3 separate regions of the Mus musculus genome follow, and all the other regions are linked to region 2. Evidence: chromatin loops called from intact Hi-C (ENCODE). Cell type or tissue: heart. All regions are shown on one strand. Links, peaks and the distances in the headings refer to the core of each region. The heading gives the core; the rest is flanking DNA. Region 1 holds the start of Selenow (selenoprotein W). Region 2 holds the start of Napa (N-ethylmaleimide sensitive fusion protein attachment protein alpha). Region 3 overlaps Bicra (BRD4 interacting chromatin remodeling complex associated protein).

Evidence for each region. A loop is a pair of places that touch in the nucleus more often than their neighbours do. Peaks named below come from ENCODE experiments on the same cell type or tissue, not always from the same donor. Only the 100,000 strongest peaks of a DNase experiment are listed, where the experiment ranks them.
Region 1: it touches region 2 in a loop (3-fold over the local background); 1 of 42 quality-filtered maps calls a loop at or near these places.
Region 3: a loop joins it to region 2, with 2.7 times the contacts of the local background. A loop is called at or near these places in 1 of 42 quality-filtered maps.

What each region holds. Positions count from the first base shown.
Region 1 is chr7:15,919,594-15,925,652 of GRCm38, forward strand. It overlaps Selenow (selenoprotein W), which reads right to left and starts at 2,778. Exons shown (of 6, transcript NM_009156.2): 1 at 2,659-2,778; 2 at 856-880; 3 at 712-765; 4 at 450-524; 5 at 255-353. The coding sequence starts at 2,687. The coding sequence ends at 270. In heart, for the core only: no CTCF peak of the experiment used is centred there; DNase peaks (open chromatin) are centred at 1,398, 2,768 and 3,008; H3K4me3 peaks cover 3,156 bases; H3K27ac peaks cover 2,460 bases.
Region 2 is chr7:16,094,691-16,100,749 of GRCm38, forward strand. It overlaps Zfp541 (zinc finger protein 541), which reads left to right. Exons shown (of 16, transcript NM_001099277.2): 14 at 452-592; 15 at 730-911; 16 at 1,001-1,644. The coding sequence ends at 1,169. Napa (N-ethylmaleimide sensitive fusion protein attachment protein alpha) reads left to right here and starts at 3,890. Exons shown (of 11, transcript NM_025898.4): 1 at 3,890-4,084. The coding sequence starts at 3,987. In heart, for the core only: a CTCF peak has its summit at 3,402; DNase peaks (open chromatin) are centred at 3,711 and 3,841; H3K4me3 peaks cover 2,297 bases; H3K27ac peaks cover 2,083 bases; H3K27me3 peaks cover 824 bases.
Region 3 is chr7:15,971,646-15,977,704 of GRCm38, forward strand. It overlaps Bicra (BRD4 interacting chromatin remodeling complex associated protein), which reads right to left. Exons shown (of 14, transcript NM_001081418.1): 10 at 5,406-5,467; 11 at 4,020-4,168; 12 at 3,721-3,815; 13 at 3,438-3,540; 14 at 1-1,244. The coding sequence ends at 133. Among named protein-coding and RNA genes, the nearest start is that of Gm38948, 5.6 kb to the right of the region's middle. In heart, for the core only: CTCF peaks have their summits at 1,840 (motif pointing left), 3,266 (motif pointing left) and 3,471; DNase peaks (open chromatin) are centred at 996, 3,316, 4,036, 4,456 and 1 weaker place.

The DNA of each region.
Region 1 (6,059 bases), core at 387-5,386, 180 kb before region 2:
CAACTTCCCTTAGCATCCTCCATTCCTGAATCAAGAAGGGCACTTAAGGCAAGCCCCTGCCCCCACCCCCACCCCTGTCCCCATCCCCTCCCCAGTACCACTCTGCAACCTACCAAGTATCACACCCAACCCTCCTGGCTCCAGGGACCCCTGGGATGTGGCCATCTCCCACTCTCCACTCAGAGAGTCCATACACAGGGAAAGATACGACACCGCAAGGTGGCACCCTCCCCCCCCCAAACAGTCTCCCTTACCCCTGCCTCTAGGGCTCACTGGCACTGAGCCAAGGCAGCTTTGATGGCGGTCACCAGTTTCCGGAACTTGCTCTCTGTATCCACATAGCCATCACCTCTCTGAGGGGCAGAGAAGAGAGTTGAACTAATCTCCACACACCGACCAACCCACACTGACACCCCACCCAACCCCCACGAGGCAGGACTCGGATTTACCTTCTTGGAGTGGACCAACTTCCCGGCTACTGTCACTTCAAAGAACCCGGTGACCTGGGGAGTCCCCTCGCCACACTGAGAAAATAAGGCATTAAGACGGGGCTAAGATGACCTCTCTGGGATACTTTCTCCATCACATCCCAGGGAGTGAAGAACATAGGGCAAAAGGATAGAGAGGATTGGCCTAACCCATTCCCACTGCCTCCCAGTCCCAAGGGACAAACAAGGCACGTCATGATCCTATGCCCATTCTAAGACTCACAATGTCCAGGCATCCGGGGAACTCATGTTCTAGCTTCTCCTTGAGCTGGAGGTACTGGAGACAGGGTACAGGGTGGGGGTGGGGTTATCACAGCCAGGCCCAGCAAACCCCCCTACCCTACCCACCCTGACCTACTTCACTCACCTTGGGCTTATAGCCTCAAGCTCCACTGTCAGGTGAATCCAGGGTTGTCGCAGCCCACCAAGACAGCATGGATCCAAGGCAGGACAGGTACCCAAGGGAGGCAGGCAATAGCAGTGCGATGAAGGTAAAGAGAGACAGAGATCCAGATGAGAACGCAGAGGTAACAAAGACCCTCAAAAGAGGGGAAGATGTGCTCATCACACAGAGAGATGTGTGCGACAGTGCGAAGATACATAGAAAGCCCACCCCAAACAAAAGAGCCAAGATGGAGAGGCGGGATGGCAAAGAGATCACAGGTTCCACATAGAGATGCCAATGGGGAGGGAAGCAGGGAAGTAAATTAGGACAAATGCTGCCTCAGTAGAATCTCACCCACCCACTCCCTCCCCCGCCTGGCTGTCACTCAGGAATCCAAGCTCTCTCCAGCACCCAGTACAAAACATAAGCTCCCCAACCCCATGTCCCCTACCTCAGGCCATTTTGGGCCTGGAATCTGGTGCAGTGGCCTCATGGGAGCCTCAATTTATCAAAGCAGGCTGTTGAAAGACATCCTGATAACTAGGGCCTGATCAGACCCCTCAAGGGGGTTGGGAGGGAGGAGGCCACACCCAGCTAGGTGGACCACGGACCCCAGATTCAAGTTACAGGGTTATCGGTAGTAGGACCTCAGGCTGGCCCTGCCTCATTTCCAGCCTCAGTTTCCTCCCCTGTAAGATGGAGACAGAATGGCTGGAGAGCCCCTCAATGGACTTCAGGGGTGCAGAATCCATTCAGCAAGCACTTTTCAATCACTTACTGCAAGCCAGCTGATTATCAGATGCAGATGGAGGAAAAAGTCATCAAGAGAAAATGGCTGGTCTTTCTACGCCTGCCTCTAGCAGGGGCACAATTAATAGCGCTGGCAGGTAACTAACCAACATCATCACCTCCTTCACACTACAGAAGGGGAAACTGAGGCCAGAAAAGAACTGGGGTTAACAGCACCGGCACTCACTGATCAGAAACCAGTAAGAGTTTTTTGTTTTGTTATTTGTATTGCTGGGAACCGAACCCAGGATCTGGTGCATCTCATGCAAACACTCTACCACTGAGCTACACCCTCACCCTACAATCTATCCTATATTACTTTTTCTTTTCGGGGCACAGGGTCTTACTACATCACCCCGGTTGCCTCTAACAAGCAGCTTAGCTGGCCTGGAACTATCTACCTGCCTCTACTTCCGAATGCTGGGATTAAAAGTGTGCATCAACACCACCACTCCGTGACTCAGTTCGCCCTTTTCATGTACACACTGGGAGGTGCGACCACTGTTAACTCACACTACAATCCAGGTACGGGACATCCCCAGACCTCCCAACAGCGCTTATGAGTAAACCCCCAACTACACCACACCTTGTATTCTCTAACTCATGCCGCTCAGTGAGGGGGAAGGGAAACAGCCTGTCGGGAAGGAAAGGTCCCCAGAGAAACCCGATGCTACCCTTCCCCTCCCCTCAGCGCTGAGTCACGTGTTCAAAGTGGCCCCAAGTATCAGTTTCCATTTTCACTGGTGAGATGTCACTCAGATGTCAGATGCCAGGGATCGGGCTCAAGTCTCTGTTACCTCCATCCCACCCGCTTGGAAATCCCTCCCTTTGGGTCTGAAATACAGTCATCGTACTCGGTTACCAGACCCTGGTAGATAGGGGGAGGGGCAAAGAAAAGGGTGGGAGAGGGTCTCCTGGCACAAAGGTTGGGGAGCAGAGAAAGGGCACAACGAGCCGGGAGCAGGAAAAGGGGGAACTGCAGTCACCCGGACTTACCAATACACGACTCGAACGGCGAGCGCCATAGCTGCACGTCGCATCCCCGCACAACACGAGGACCCGACCCACAAGCAACAAGGACCTCAAGCTCTGAGCGTGGGGCCGTGCGCACAGCCGACTGCCTCACGAGTCAGAGCAAACCAAGTGCGGGGGTGGAGAGTGGGCAGAGCTACGGGAGGACCGAGGTTCCGGAGCACGGCGGGGTCTGTGGCCAGGGGCGCGAACCTCAACGCAAGACTCCATGATATCTTGATATCTGGGGTTCTCTTGATATCTGGGGTTGTCTCCATAGACAGCGTCTCTGGGACCAGTAACCTGAGAGCCCCTCGCCGTCCCTTCTCTATGCCATAATGGTTCAGTCCTCAGGGCGGTGGCTCGAGGCAGAGAATTGGTTGAGACTGAAGTTCAGTTACAGAGTGGCTGAGAGGGGCAGGGCAGGGAAATCGACGCATTGGGAGACAGGCAATTGGGATGGATCCCTCCTCCCCAGCGCTAACTGGACCAGACTAAATGAACCTTAGGTCTGGAAAACTGAAACTAGGAGTCCCAGTGTGCGCTTTAGGTCCAGCTGTCTCACCACCGACAGACCCCCTGCGCACCCCCAAAACCATGCAACCCCTCTTTTTGCGCCTTCCCGCTCCCTTCCAGCTGCCTTCCAGCAGAAGGATATATAGAAAGTCCTGGAATGGGGCTTGGACTGTAGCGCAGTTGGTAGAGAACTTGCCTACCATGTATAAAGCCCTAGTTTGGGTCCCTAGCACACTGTTATCTGGGGGCTGTGGTACAAGCCTGTAATCCCAGCATTTGGGAAGAAGAAACTGAAGGACTGAGTTCAAGGTTATCCTTGCTACACAGGGAGTTTGACGCTAGTCTGGGCTACATGAGCAGTTGTCTCGAAACAAAAAATCCAGGCGTTGCCTTTAATGCCAGCAGTCAAGAAATCTCTGTGGGTTCGAAGCCAGTCTAGCCTACGTAGAGCGTTCCAGGACAGACATGAGAGACCGTCTCAAGGGGGAGAAAAAGGTAAAAGTGGACAAAATATTTGAGTTTAGGATTCCTGAGCCTCACTTTCTCCTCCTTGAAAGCTGGACAGATAACAGGAGATAGTCATTCCCACAGAATTTTTTTGCTCTCTAGTTTCTTATCCTCCACACCCTATGAACAAACGGCAATGGCATGCCCACCCCCTCCCTCCCCTCTCTCTACTTTCCCACCACCACCACCACCACCACCAAGGATGGCTCACCAGCAGAGATGTTTATCTGTCACCTGACTTCTTTAATTGACTTCAACCGGCTATCCCCGCCAATGGTTAACTAGGGACCAAATAAGGAAATTTTCCCACCTAGCCCTCTGGTTCCCCATCAGTACCCTACCCTGCACACAGATGATGGGCTGTGATTCTACCCACAGAAAAATGAAATTTGAATCATTCACTCCCCATTTGACTTCATAGGAGTGCGTTGGCAACTGAGGATTCAGAGGCCTAAAAGCAGTAAGAAAACTGTATTTCCCTAAAAGGATGCTTGTTCATGCACTTGGACTCCTGGAAAGAATGAGAGCCAGAATCTGCTGTGTGTGGTGGGGAGAACTCAGTGAAGATAACCAGGAACCTTCTGTGTCCTCGTTGGGCATCTCCAACAGGCTAAATTCAGTGTCGCAGCCTCTCTGTCTCGAGACGGAGGACCTGTGACCACAGTCTGAAAAGGAATAAAGAGTCAGTCTGGAAGAACCAGGAACAGAGACTGAGTCAAGGGTCAAGAATAAATGTTCCACAGTCCCGAGTTTTCCTGTGGTTCCCAACACCCTTGGAACAAAATCCCAAACCTTAGCATGGATGGCCCCTCTGACCCTTTCTCCCAACACCCCAGTGACAGGGACCACTGGGACCTTAGCCACATTCTTGTCTCAGGGCCTTCACACATGCTGATTTAGCCCTCTCACCCCGAGTCCTGCTTTTCCTCCAAGAATCAGCTGCAACCATGGAGGAAAAACAATTCTTTCTGGAAAAAGTCTGCTTTGTGTTCGACACAAGTTGTACCAGTTTATTTGCCCTTACAAAGTGCCCTAACCCCAGTGGCTTACACTGCAGACACACCTCATCTCGTGCTCCTGGTGGGCAGAAATCTGAGATCAGGTAGCTGCAGAGCTGGCTTACATTGAGGATTGAAAAGAAAACTGACCCCACAGCTCTGGGGTCACTTCTGGTGGTCACTGGCCACGGCTGGAGCTACTCGGCTTGTAGGTGAATTACGCACAGGCTAAACAGATGGCGCAGTGGTGAAGAGTACTGGCTACTTTTGTAGAGAATCTAGGTTCAGTTTGCAGCCCCCACGTTACAGCTCACAAGCCTCTGCAACTCTAGTTCCAAGGACTTTGATGCACTTGTCTGACCTCTGAGAGTACTCACTGCACACACTTTGTGCACATGAACTCCCAAGCACATGAACTCCAAGCACACAACACACCTGAAACACACTAGGAACCACACACACACACACACACACACACACACCCTTAAAAAGTAACTGCCTGTCTGCTTACAGAAAGCGAAGCTTTCTCTCTTTTCTTAAAAGATGTATTTATTTTATGTTATTGAATGTTCTGTTTTCATGCACTCTAGAAAAAGGAATCAGATTCCACTCTTCTTGCTTCCAAAATACAAGGAGTCTCTAGTGTGTATCTAGTGTACTCTGTGAGAGGTTTAAATTCAAGCCTGCATTATCGATGCTCAGTATGAGATCTGTGGCACTTGCACTATGGATGTTCACCACGCCTGGATTGCTAGCAAGCTGTGACAGCGTTGAATTCTTCTCTGGGGTCACGAGCCACCAGTGGGTGTTGGGAATTGAACTTAGGATCAAGCACTCAGTATGCTTAACCACTGAGCCATCTCTAAAGCCCTAGCTTCTCTTTCTCTCCTCTATCTTCCTCCTCAGAGCAGCTCCTTCGATTTCCAGTTTGTGCGACCTAATTGTTCCACTTTTAAGTTGTAATAAATCATCCTTGAAGACTAGAAAGATGGCTCAATGGTTAAGAGCACTGAACTCTTCCAAAGGTCCTGAGTTCAAATCCCAGCCACGTGGTGGCTCACAACCATCTGTAATGAGATCTGATGCCCTCTTCTGGAATGTCTGAAGACAGCTATAATGTACTTACATATAATAAATAAATAAATCTTTAAATAAATAAATAAATCATCCCTTGAGCTCTGAAATGAATAAATTAAACAGCAATATACAAAAAGGTAGATCTGGACTGAAGAGACAGCTCAGGGTTAAGAGCACTGGCTGCTCTTGCAGAGAACCCAGGTATGGTTCCTAGCACCCACATGTTGGCTCACAGCATCTTCAGGCTTTATGTGGGCATCATGCATGCATGTGGTCTACACACAGACA
Region 2 (6,059 bases), core at 320-5,319:
CATGCGGTATGACATTCAGCCCAGGAGTCGTATTTTTGCAAGAATAAGTGACAGGGCTTGAGTGCTGTGTACACTCATAACTGTCCTTCTCATGGGGCTACTTTCCCTAGAGGGCTTCCTCAGCTATGTTTAGTTGTGGTGGCTGGAAGCTCACCAGAGAGGAAAGGCATTCTGTGTTAATCTCACCGAGTTTGGCTGTTGCCTGCTGTAATGTCCCAGTGAGCCTCCTTACCTGTGGGTCTTTATGTGTCTTCCTACAGGGAAGAAGCATGCTGGACTTAGTGCTGATGGCTACTGTGTGGCTTCACTTTGGACCCTTCACCACCCAGAAGGACCAAGATCCCTGCCTTTGCCCAGCCATGGGCAGAGACGTTGGGGAAGGGATTTCCAGGGTGGAGTTCACATGTGAGGTACTGCCCACAACCTGCTTCTGTATCTTCCTTCCCACTAGATCCAGACTAAAAGTGTAGCACAGTGTGTCGAGTACTACTACATCTGGAAAAAGATGGTTAAGTTTGATTGTGGCCGAGCTCCTGGGCTGGAGAAGAGGGGCAGAAGAGAGCTGGATGAAGTAGAAAGGACTGAAGACAAGGTAGAAGATGCATGATGAAGTGGTCTGGGTACTTCTGTGGTCCAGTCAGAGGGTGGTGGAGGCTCTCAAGGGAAGGTTTCCCTGAAGAAGACATGGTCCCACACCAGTGTCTTAGGTCATCTTTACCCTCTCTGTAGGTGACTTGCAGCCCTCGAGAGAGACCTACCCACCGTCCAACTCCTGAGTTAAAGATAAAGACCAAGAGTTACAGGAGAGAGTCTATCCTTCACTCCAGCCCAAGTGCAGCCCCCAAGCGCACTCCTGAGCCTCCAGGGAGTGTGGAGAGCCAGGGCGTGTTCCCTTGCAGAGAGTGTGAGAGGTACCAGCCTTCCCTCTGGACCTTCACCCTCTGGCCTGACTTGCTTCCCAAGCTCCTCTGGCTCTGACCCACATCCTTTGACTCCTCAGGGTGTTCGACAAGATCAAGAGTCGGAATGCCCACATGAAGCGCCACCGCCTCCAGGAGCATGTGGAACCCGTTAGGGTGAAGTGGCCTGTGAAGCCCTACCCACTGAAGGAGGAAGAGGAGGAGGAAGAAGAGGAGCTGGGGGCCGACATGGGCCCCTTGCAGTGGTGACTTCTTGCTAGAATTTGGTCTGCAAGGAGAGGGGAATTCAGCTCTGAACCAGTGCCCTGGGCCTCTCAGAAGTGTTTGGGGCCCTCTTATCCTCTCTGTCCTCTCACTTCCAGCCTTGCTAGCATTTGGACATGAACAGGCAGAAGCCCTCCAGGTAGCTCTGCAGTCATGTGGGTCATCAGAAGCTCCATTATCTCCTGGTTAATAGTTGCTTACTTGCCGTCCCAGTCACTTGGAGGGGACCCTGGGAGGCAGAAGGTTTGGTCTAAGTGGCATTTAGATCTGAGCTGGCATGGGACTGACATTGGTTAGAAAGAATCAGTAAGGACACCTGAGACACAGTGAGCTGGGCCCTCCTTGGGCAGGGCCTCTCTGCATTCCCACCATCCCTAGTCTTGCAAAGACTGTATATTGTTAGGTGTATTTTTTACGTGTCTGCTTATATCTTATTAAATTGGGTTCTTAAAGAGCTGTCCTCCAACTTCCAAGCCTGTGTGCTCTGCAGAAGCTTCAGGGCCATAGTTGGGACCAGGAGGTGAGCAGAGAGAGGGGAGAAGGTGGGCACACAGTCATCTGTGCTCTCTTTAGCACCACACACCAGCTCTTCTCTTGTAGATGGGCATATACACACACAGCAATGAAAGCCCCTTCATCAAAGAGCTTCATTTTAGGAGGGGTCTTCTAGCAGCTGTGAATGAGTGCACTCGTGAGAAAGTAATGACAGTAGGCATGATTTGGCCATGAAAATGGGAAGGGTTGGGTTGGTTAGACTAAAGCCAGAAATGCATGTGTGGATGTAGCTGCTCAACCTGAAATGAAGGAGGAAGACCGTAACAGCAGGCAGAATGGTGCCTTTGCTGCAGCCTATGTAAGGTCAGGGACATCTATACCAACCCCAGCCTGCAAGAGCCATGCCTCAACTCCTGTACCCAGGGCCCGATCCCAGCACTACACAGAAGGTCTCAACATCTCAGCTAAAGCTTAAAGGCAGGGAGGAAATTGATTTTGGAGCTGTTGAGACATCCTGTTTGAGGGAAATGAGGGGTACAAGGCAGCCCCAGAACCAGAATGGCTGTCTTCCTTCCTACTTGAACATTTTTTCCCAATGTGTGTAGCTGGTAAATTAGGAAATGCACTTTGCTTGGTGGGTGTTCCCAGTGACCTGAGCATTGCTATGCAGTGAGCATTCATTCCACTGCTCTACCCTGAGTGACCCAACTCCATGAGTGGAAATGCAGTTCTGGCCTTATGGGTTGAGGGCATATAGTCATCCATTGCTGCATAGCTCATTGCTCCAAAAGGATGACACGTTGCAGCAAATGGAAGTGGAACCATATCTGCTTGTGGCCATCCAGACTCACCAGCTCTGAGGTCAGTGTACAGTCATGATGAGCACAGGTACATTTGGGGAAGTGTTCAATGGGAAAGGGTCAGAGGAAGATGTCTTTTGCCTTTTCCTGTCCCCAACACCCAACTCACATAACACTTTCCTCAAATGTTCCCTGCTAATCAGCGAAGTTCAGTAAAGAAGAGATACAGATTCCTGCACCACAGCACACTATAGGGATTGGAATCACTGTGGGCAGGGCCCTGGGGACTGACCTTTAGAATAACTGTAGATTTACAGAAAACTAGCCTATGCTAGTTCCCACATAGCAGTTTCTGTCCTATAGTAAGATGTTGCTCTTACTATAGCATAGTGTATTTAGTACAGATACTGAACCACTGTCAATAACTGACTGTCCATGCTTTATTTAGACTTTTCCACTAATTTTTAACTGTGTGTGTGTGTGTGTGTGTGTGTGTGTGTGTGTGTGTAGGCCAGAGGTTGATGTCAGGAGTCTTCTTCAGTTGTTCTGCACCTTAGTTTTCGAAACCAGGTCTCTCTCTGGCCCTGGAACTCATTGATTCTGCCAGACTGGCTGGCCAGCAAGCTCCAGGCATATGCCTGTCTCCCACCCACCCATTCCTGTTACAGGTGCCCGCTGACACACCCAGCTTTTTACATGGGACTGAGTATCTAGTGACATTCTGTGTGTGGCACTGCAAGATACTCCCTAAAGGCATTGTGTGTGTAGGTTAGAGAACAATTTGGAGGAGCTAGTTCTCACCTTCTACTATGTGGGTCCCAGGAATAGGAATATGGTTGTTAAACTTGGTAGCAAATGCCTTTAGCAGCTGAGCCATCCAGCTAGAAATGGAGACCTTCTGGATTCCCCAAGCCAATTCTAGAGACGATCGCCAGAGGGAGTAAGAAGGTTCGTTTTCACTGCACAGTTTTTTCCCAAGTGACTATGACGTAAAGCGAAACAGGAGGCGGAGCTAAACTGCTGGGTCAGTCAAACCTGGAGCATGAACCTAGAGGCGTCACATGAGCGCCGCGACACTGGTCAGGTGATTAGTGTGACCCAGTTCCGCCGAGGCGTGGCAGAACAAGTCTATAGAGCCTGCTGATTGGTTGGAGGGAGTCAAAGGTCGCGCTTTGGGGGCGGTGGGCTCTTGGCGGTTCGGGCTTATGATTGGCTTATTTGGTGTCACGTGGCAATGCGCTTGTGGGGGTTCCAGGAGGCTAGCGGCGTGTGCTCACGTGTTGGGGGGGGGGGGGTCAAGGTGCTGAGTGCGGTAGCCGGAGGGGGCGTGCCGGGAGGAGAGTGCCTCGCAGCTTGAGCCCACTGGTTGGTTCGCAGGGTTCACGTGGGGTGGCAGGCCTGGGTGACGTCAACGCAGCGGGCGGAGCTCCGCTGAGTGCGCGGTGTCCGGGGCCTGTGAGTCGTCGCCAGGCTGTGTCGGGCCTGAGCCGAGCAGCTGCGCGACGTCATGGACAACTCCGGGAAGCAGGCTGAGGCTATGGCGCTGCTGGCTGAAGCGGAGCGCAAGGTGAAGAACTCGCAGTCCTTCTTCTCCGGCCTCTTTGGGTGAGCAATGGGCGAGGCTGGGCCCAAGGCGGGGAAGAGCGGGCTCTTCTGCTCTGCACTTTGGGAGCCCCTCAGCGGCCTTGCAGGCCCTGGCCGTGGCCCTATGGCTGACGACACCCGCTGACTGGTGGCCGCGCCTTTCCCAGGCCGGTGCCCGTGGATCTGTGCGGCCCAGGCTGCCGGGGTGAGGACACCAGACCGAGGGGACCCGGGCTGGGGCGTCCTTGGGCATGATGAGCCGGAGTACGAGGTGTGAGGGTGAGTGGGGCCCTGCTAAGAGTGACTGATGGCGAGGCCTGGACTGAGAGGTGGAGACTTGTGCTTGGGGAACAAGCATGAATGGACAGTGACACTGGTTTTAGCCAAGACAATGGTGATGGGAGGATGAGGCACACAAGAGAATCATTAGGGTGGTAGGACCACCGCCTACTAGGTGGTCCTCAAGTCTGGAGTCTGAACACACCCAGGAGGTGGCAAATACCTCACACAAAGTTTATGCAAGTTTGCCATCTTCAGCCATATTAACTTAGGAGCAGCAGAACCCATGCTTGGGATGCGATTCCGAGGTTTCTTTATCTTAAGGGAGTAGGTCTCTCTGAAAGGGCTTGTTGGTAAAAACTAACTGCAGAAGTTTGTTATGAGTATAAACTATGTGTACTGTGCTCAGAATTGAGTCTGGCCCTCTGAAAGGCTCATCAGGCAGGAAGAAGCAGACTCAGAGAGTGTAAGATGCTGATGGGGAAACCAAGATGGTAGGAATTGGAGTGCTTGAGGGGTCTGGGGAGAGGGCCAGAGCCTTGGGATATAGGAGGGGGTAGGGGGAGACGACACTACATGGCAGCAGGCAAAGCTCTTGAAGGAACAGGCAGAGAGGAACACTGGGGAAAGGTCCAGGCAGGTGTTGAGGAAGAGCTGTGCAGGGGTAGGACACAAAATCAGAAGCCTCCAAAGCAAGGATGGAAGGATACAGAAGACAACCAGGAAGTTGGGGAAAGCTCTGGGAGAGACTGTTATAAGCTGGGTGAGGACAGAAAGACATGAAGGGGAGGGAGAGGATGAAGCCATCCCTTGTTGTTTGCCATCAGATAATGTTTAGCAAAGGAACTTGAAAAATGTTTATACCTGCTGCACAGACATCTGGTTAATGACAGGCTATGTCAGTTAGATGAGAATGTTTCATTAGAGAGAGTGTGAGTGTGTGTGTGTGTGTGTGTGTGTGTGTGTGTGTTTCTTCAGTCTTCACAAGGGAAGAAGTTCAGGTTAGGCGTGGTGTTGGGGCGGTGCCTCCCGCTCAGTTTTCAGCAGTAGTTTTCCTGATGGCTCAGTGTCTGATCTCTTTGGCCCAGAGAGATAAGTGTAGAGTTGGGCTGCTCCCAGGGGAGCAGCTGTGTGTCCACCTGTTTACCACTTCCCAGCCACTGGTAGAGCAGAGCTTTCTGGTATAAGGTATACGTTTGTATCATGCACTTAAAGTTCTTGAGCTGAAAAGAAACTTTGAGAACTTGAGGGAGGCTTTTGGTGAGGAGTGAAGCTGGGAACAGTGGCCTGGGAGGGCAGTCTAGGCATCAGGGATGGTGGGACAGGGACAGAGATGGCTTCTTAGAGGGTGGGCTTTCATCCAGGGCTGAGCAGGAGATCTAGGGGACTCTCAGTTGGAGAGCAGCAGAAGGGAGAAGCTTGAGAAAAGGCCCAGAAGCCTGCCTGCTGAAGGAAGAGTTAGTACAGGCAGAGTTCCAAGGCAGACCATGACTTTGGGGGGTGGGGGCTGGACATAGATGAAGCCTGTGAGCATGGGCTTGGATTTGAGGTACTGGGGAGCCTGCGGGATTTTAGTGAGGGCCTGTTGCAGTGGGTTCCTCTTTTACCCTTTAGAAAAAAAACACACACACATATAACAGCTGGTTATGGGACAGTGATGTGGAAGGAACCCTGTTACAGCAATAGTGGATCATGCCTGCCAGTTGCTCACTCTGCT
Region 3 (6,059 bases), core at 756-5,755, 120 kb before region 2:
TCAAAATAACTTAGGCAAGAATTGTCAGGGGAACTGGGTTAGTGCCCCTTAGAGGTGGAGGTCGGCGGTCAGGCTGCTCTCCTGGAAGTGGGGTTGGGGGCACTCTATGAGGGCTGCAGAAGCAGCCCGGTGTTATCTGTTCAACGTCCTGGCACCGAGGCCACCATTGTGACTAGAGGGTGGGAAGGCGTCAGGCCTGTGCAGGGGCGCTGGGGATGTGGGGGTGCCAGGCGTGGGCCCCGTATGGGGGTATGGGCCTGCGGGTGTCCGGCCGGGGGCCTGCTGCAGGTTAAGGATGCTGTCGATGGCACTCTGCAAATGCTCAGTAAGTGTATCATCCTGCGGGCTGTCACTAGAGAAGCTGGCCTGGTCCACGTCCGGGGACTCAGACTTGCGTCGTTTGGCTGGGGGTAGCACGGGTGCTTCCCAACTGGGTTCAGTGGGGCCCTGGCTGGTAGCGGAGGCTGGAGTCTCCGGGGGTGGTGGGCCGCCCTTCAGAACCCGCTGATATAGTTCATCCTCCACCGCTGCCAGCTCCCGGATCAGCCCACTGGTGGCTTCGTCTACCTTGGTGGGCAGTGGGGTGGGGCTGCCCGCACCCCGCGGCCGTCCCTGTGCACCCTCGGCGGCACCAGGATTGCCCATGTTTTCTCGGTAGGTCTTGCGTAGTGGTAGACGTGGGCAGGACGCAGGCACCGTGGGTTTGCGTACTGCGGGTGGGGGATGGTCCAGAGTGCCATTCATCTGCGCCTGGGTAGCAGGAGGGAGTGGGGGCGGAGCTGGGTGTGGCGGAGGCTCCGCCCCTTTCGCTGGGGTTGGAGCCGGCAAGGGCTGATGCACAGGATCCAGTGCAGTGTTGTGCACCACCTTGCTGAGCCCCGCCTCTTGTTTGATCTTGAGTTTGAGACCAATGCGGCTCCGGGCCTCATAGGTCTTGATGGGTGGCCGGTTACGGGTGGGCATGGGGCCGTCCTCATCTGCGTCCAGGGATGAGGCAGCAGAGGATGAGGAGGAGGATGAGGAAGTGGATGACAAGGAGGAGGATGCCCGGGCCCAGGTCACTGAGGGAGAGCCGCCGGCCCCACCGTGCCGGATCACTAGCTTGGTGGGCAGATGAGGAGGGGGCTGGGCAGACGTTCCAGATGTGGAGGATGAAGACGACTGGCCATGGCTGGGGAGCCGGTGGCCCTCGGAAGACACTGGGACAGGGAAGCCAAGGGAGCGGGAGGAAGACACGTACTCATCTGTAGAGTTGGGACAAAAGAAACCATGGGGTCGTTATCTAAGATGACGGAGGTACTTGTACACTGACCATCTTATCTTCTGGTCCAGACTGAGTCTAGACCAGTGGTTCTCAACCTGTGACTGGCAATTCCTGTGGGGTTTGAACAACCCTTTCATAGGGGTTGTACATCAAATATCATGCATATCAGGCATTTACATTACAATACATAACAGTAGCAAAGTTACAGCTATGAAGTAGCTAGCAATGAAAATAATTTTATGGTTGGGTGTCAGGAACTGTATTAAAGGGTGGCTGCATTAGGAAGGTCTGGACTGAGCTGATTCTCGGGCCACTCACTCTGCAGGCTCCCTTTACGAACAGCCCCCGAACCACCCCCTAAAGCTTCACGGCTCAACCAAGGTTACATGTGTGTGAAATGAACAATAAGAATTTAAAACAGGGCTGGAGAGAGTGCTCAGCGGTTAAAAGAGCACTGACTGATCTTCTGAAAAGCCCGAGTTCAAATCCCAGCAAACACAGGGTAGCTCACAACCACCTGTAATGAGATCTGACGCCCTCTTCTGGTGCATCTGAAGACAGCTACAGTGTACTTACATATAATAATAAATACATCTTTAGGCCAGAGTGTCTAGGACCAGAGTGAGTGGGGTCAAACAAAGCGAGCAACCTTTATTCCCAGCAACCACATGATGGCTCACAACCATCAGTATAGCTACAGTGTACTCAGAAACATAAAATAAGTAAAATAAATCTAAAAAAAAAAAAAAGTTAAAACAAAAAGTACGTCCTTATGGGGCTAGAGAGATGCTCTTAACCTCTAAGCACTGACTGCTTTTTCAACATCCAGAGTTCAATTCCCAGGTGGCTCACAACCATCTGTAATGGGATCTGATGCCCTCTTCTGGTGCGTCTGAAGACAGCTACAGTGTACTCATAAATACAATAAATAAATATTTTATTTTAAAAAAGTGCAGTCCCAAGCCGGGTGTAGTGGTCTACATCTGCCATCCTGGCTTCTCAGAAGACAGACAGGGAGGATCTGCAGTACAGAAGCCGGCCTGGCACTTAGTGAGATCCTGGTTTTAGAAAAATGAAGTCTAAAACAAAACAGTATTAGAGTGTGGCTCAGTGGTAGACCCTTGCCTAGAATCCTCCAGTGAGGGGCTGGGGGCGTGGCTCAGTGGTAGAGCCTCTGCCTAGAATCCTCCAGTGAGGGGCTGGGGGCGTGGCTCCACAATACAGCCATAGCCTATCTTGAGTTTAAACACTAGCGCCTCAAAAACAAGTATTCCCAGGTTACGTCCTTGTTTTCTGATGTGCTAGGCTTGTGCTCCCTGTAAGGCATGCGTATAACCCCTGGTAGGTTGTTTGACTCATTCCCATGTTGCCTATCAGACTTGTTACAGAAATTCTTGCGCATGAACACAGGGTCCTGTGTAGAGTCACTAGGTATACTCAGAAGACACATCACCTTCCTAATGACAGAAAGCTCTAGAATATACCCCGAAGGATTCAGAAAGATTACACACTAGTGTCCTGATTCCTGTGAGTACCCGAGAAGGCCAGGGCTGGGGAAGGGGGAAGATGAATGCTGCCGGTGTTGTCGTTGTTGTTTAAAGAGAATAATGGTACTTGGAGCTGAATGTAGAAAGCTTACGGGGTCTTTGAAAAAGCCAGGGTCTGGGGTGTGACTGCATGCTTTCCTTGAACCAAGGGTAAGGCTTGCAAGGGTTAAGGCTCATTCTTAAGACTGGTAGAAGCACCTGGTCTACAAAGTTTAGCCCAGGACAGCCAGGGCTAAACAAAGAAACCCTGTCTCGAAAAACCAAAAAAAAAAAAAAAAAAAAGACTGGGCACAGAGTAGGTGTGGCAGAGACCTTTTTTGTGCCTCAGCCCTGCTTCTCTCTCACTCTTCCATCAGGCTGGGGCTGGCGGAAAAGCTCTTCATTTTAGAATGAGGCAGGGTGAAACTCACAGGGAGCAAAGGAGGAAGGAGGGGCTCTCACGCCCCCTGGTGGCGAGGAAAGGTAAAGCCACTCAACAAAGCCCTCGTGTTTTTGTAGACCAGGCTGGACTCAAACTCTCAGAGATTATTGTGCTTCTGCCTCCCCCGTGCAGCATGCCAGGCTGCTTGCTGGAAATCTTAGCAGCAGGTAGGTAGAGGATGTTTCACCCTCCCCTCCCCTCTCACCAGGCTTCTCCTTGGCAAGCTGCTTATCCAAGGCAAGGGTGGTCTTCTCCTCCTGAATGAACATTCGGTCGATCATAACCATCTCCGCAGAAGGACTGACTCTCTGGGTTGATAGAAAGGACATATGAAAAAGCAAATGGGGGAAGAGAGGATCCTGGCAGGATGTGGTCAGGCTCAGAACAACTGCCTCCTTTCCATCTTCCCTCCCAGCTAAGAGAACACCCCCCAGCCCCCACAAAAACAGTTCACAGCAGGGGGAGACCCCAGAGCTTGAGAATCCTACCCTGGACTCTTCCAGAAGCAAAAGCCGATATTTATTGAGCATGGCCTGGGTGCGTTTGAGCAGCTGCGTAGAGACAGTCTCAAATTCTTCATCCACTGGAGGAAGAAAAGCCGGGGGGGGGGGGGGTTGGGGTTGGAGTGGGGGTGAGGATGAGTAGGTGACACAGGGCACTTGTGGCCAACTGCGGGCAAGCACGCAATGCTCCACCCACTCCACGCTCCGTGGCCTGAATACTGAGGGCTGGTGGCTGAGCTGAGGGCACTTGGGGACATAGGGGGAGAGCAGTGGGGGAGCCTCACCTTTATGGTAGTCGTTGGGGGAGGGGAGGGCGCCTTGGTAGACATGGTAGGGCAGGAGGCGATGGAGGGCGTCCTCAAAGGAGGGGAAGGCTGTCTTGTAATCGGGGTGCAGGACAGAGCCCTGGTGTTTGTGCAGATGCTCCAGGAAGCTGTGGGTGGGGTTAGACCACACATACAGAGTTGGGGGAGAGGGCCAGGGAAACTGATCCTGGACCTCAGCCGCGAGCTACACACTTAACACTGCAAAGGCAAGCAGCGCCAACCTCGCACCCCGAGTTCCACTTGTCTCATGGCTTCCCTGACTTTGGACCAAAGTTAACAGGTAACAAAAAGGGAAAGAGAAGCCTAGGAAAGTGAGGGGACATCATTCTGGCTTAGAGGATCCAAAGGAGAAAGGGAGGGGTTGGGAGTGAGGTGGGAACCATGCTATTCTACCTCCTGCCACCAGGGGGCATGACCTCTCCACGGCCTCTAGCCTAAGAAAGTGTAGGGATAGGGATAGGGTTAGGATGTAAGAGCCTACTCATTTTCATGGTGGTTTTCTTTTTTCTTTCTTTCTTCTTTTTTTTTTTTAAGATTTATTTATTACTATTTTTATTTATATGAGTGCATTGTAGCTGTCTTCAGACACACCAGAAAAAGGCATCGGATCCTATTATAGATGGTTGTGAGCCACCATGTGGTTGCTGGGAATTAAACTCAGGACCTTTGGAAGAGCAGTGAGTGCTCTTAACCGCTGAGCCATCATCTCTCTAGCCCTCACTGTGGTTTTCCATGAATCCCTACTACAGTAGGCTCGGTTTCCCTATCACATGACCACGTTCTCATCACACAAGCCTAGAAGACCAGCCCTCTGGCACCATGGGGCAGATTTCCTGATACTGCTTTTTGCTGTGGTCTCAGAACCACACAGTGAGCGCTTAGCAAACGTGAAAAACAAGGAAACACCGTTTATTCCTCCAAAACAGCTCATAGGCCTGCCCTCACCCAACAGGCAGCCATCTCGCCGTCTATTCAATGTACTAAGGCCCTTAAAACATCCTTATTCATCCTCCCTGGCCTTCAGACTTGTGTGCACTTAACTCACGCGCCTGCCTGGACATGCCCGGAATCTATTCACACACTTACTTTCTACCTGGCTCATCCCCACCACACCTGACAAGCTGAAGAAACAGTGACCCTGACATCAAACTGGAGATGGAACCCCGGGGGCTTGCAGTCGGCAGCCTGCCAATATCCCCTATTGGCCTCAATCTATCTTTCCCTTGGCAGAAGGGAAACTGTGATCGAGAGGGAATCCATGCACAGCTATGGAGAGTGGAACCAATACTTTGTGGAGCAGTGGGGATGAGGCACATCTCGGGGCAGCAGTTAGCTGTCACTCACCAGGCTTCTTTGCTGGGTTGCAGTAGGGGCTGTTTCTTCAAGCTACACAACTTGCTGTCATACTGTGGAAGGAGGAAAGGTCAGTGACAGCTGTTGCTAGGAAGAAGCCCTCTTTGCCTCCTCAACCTACGTCCTCCCTCTAGCCAAGGACATAGATGGTAAAGGAAGGTGGCCCCAGCTACAGCACATCCCTGTCCATCAAGAGAAACCTGGTGGGAATGCCAGGTGTGGTATCATACGACTGCATCCTGGTTAGCCTTAACTGTCAACTTCACATTGCCTAGCGTTACCCAAGAGAAGCCTTAACTGATGTCTGGCCTCTCGGGGATTATCTTGATTAATTGAGGGCCCAGCTTTTTGTGGGCAGCACCACTCCTAGACAAGGTGGTCCTAAGCTTTGAGGCAGTGGAGGAGCAAGCCAGGGAGCAGCACTCCTCAATGGTCTCTGCTTCAGTTCCTGCCCTGGCTCCCCTCACTGACAGACTGCAAGTGTAAGCTAAATAAACCCTTTCCTCCCCTAAGCTTTTACAGGTTACAATCTTTTGTTGTTGTTGAGACAGGGTTTCTCTGTGTAGCCTTGGCTGTCCTGGAACTCCACTCTGTAGACCAGACTGGCCTCAAACTCAGAGATCCGTCTGCCTCTGCCTCCCCCGT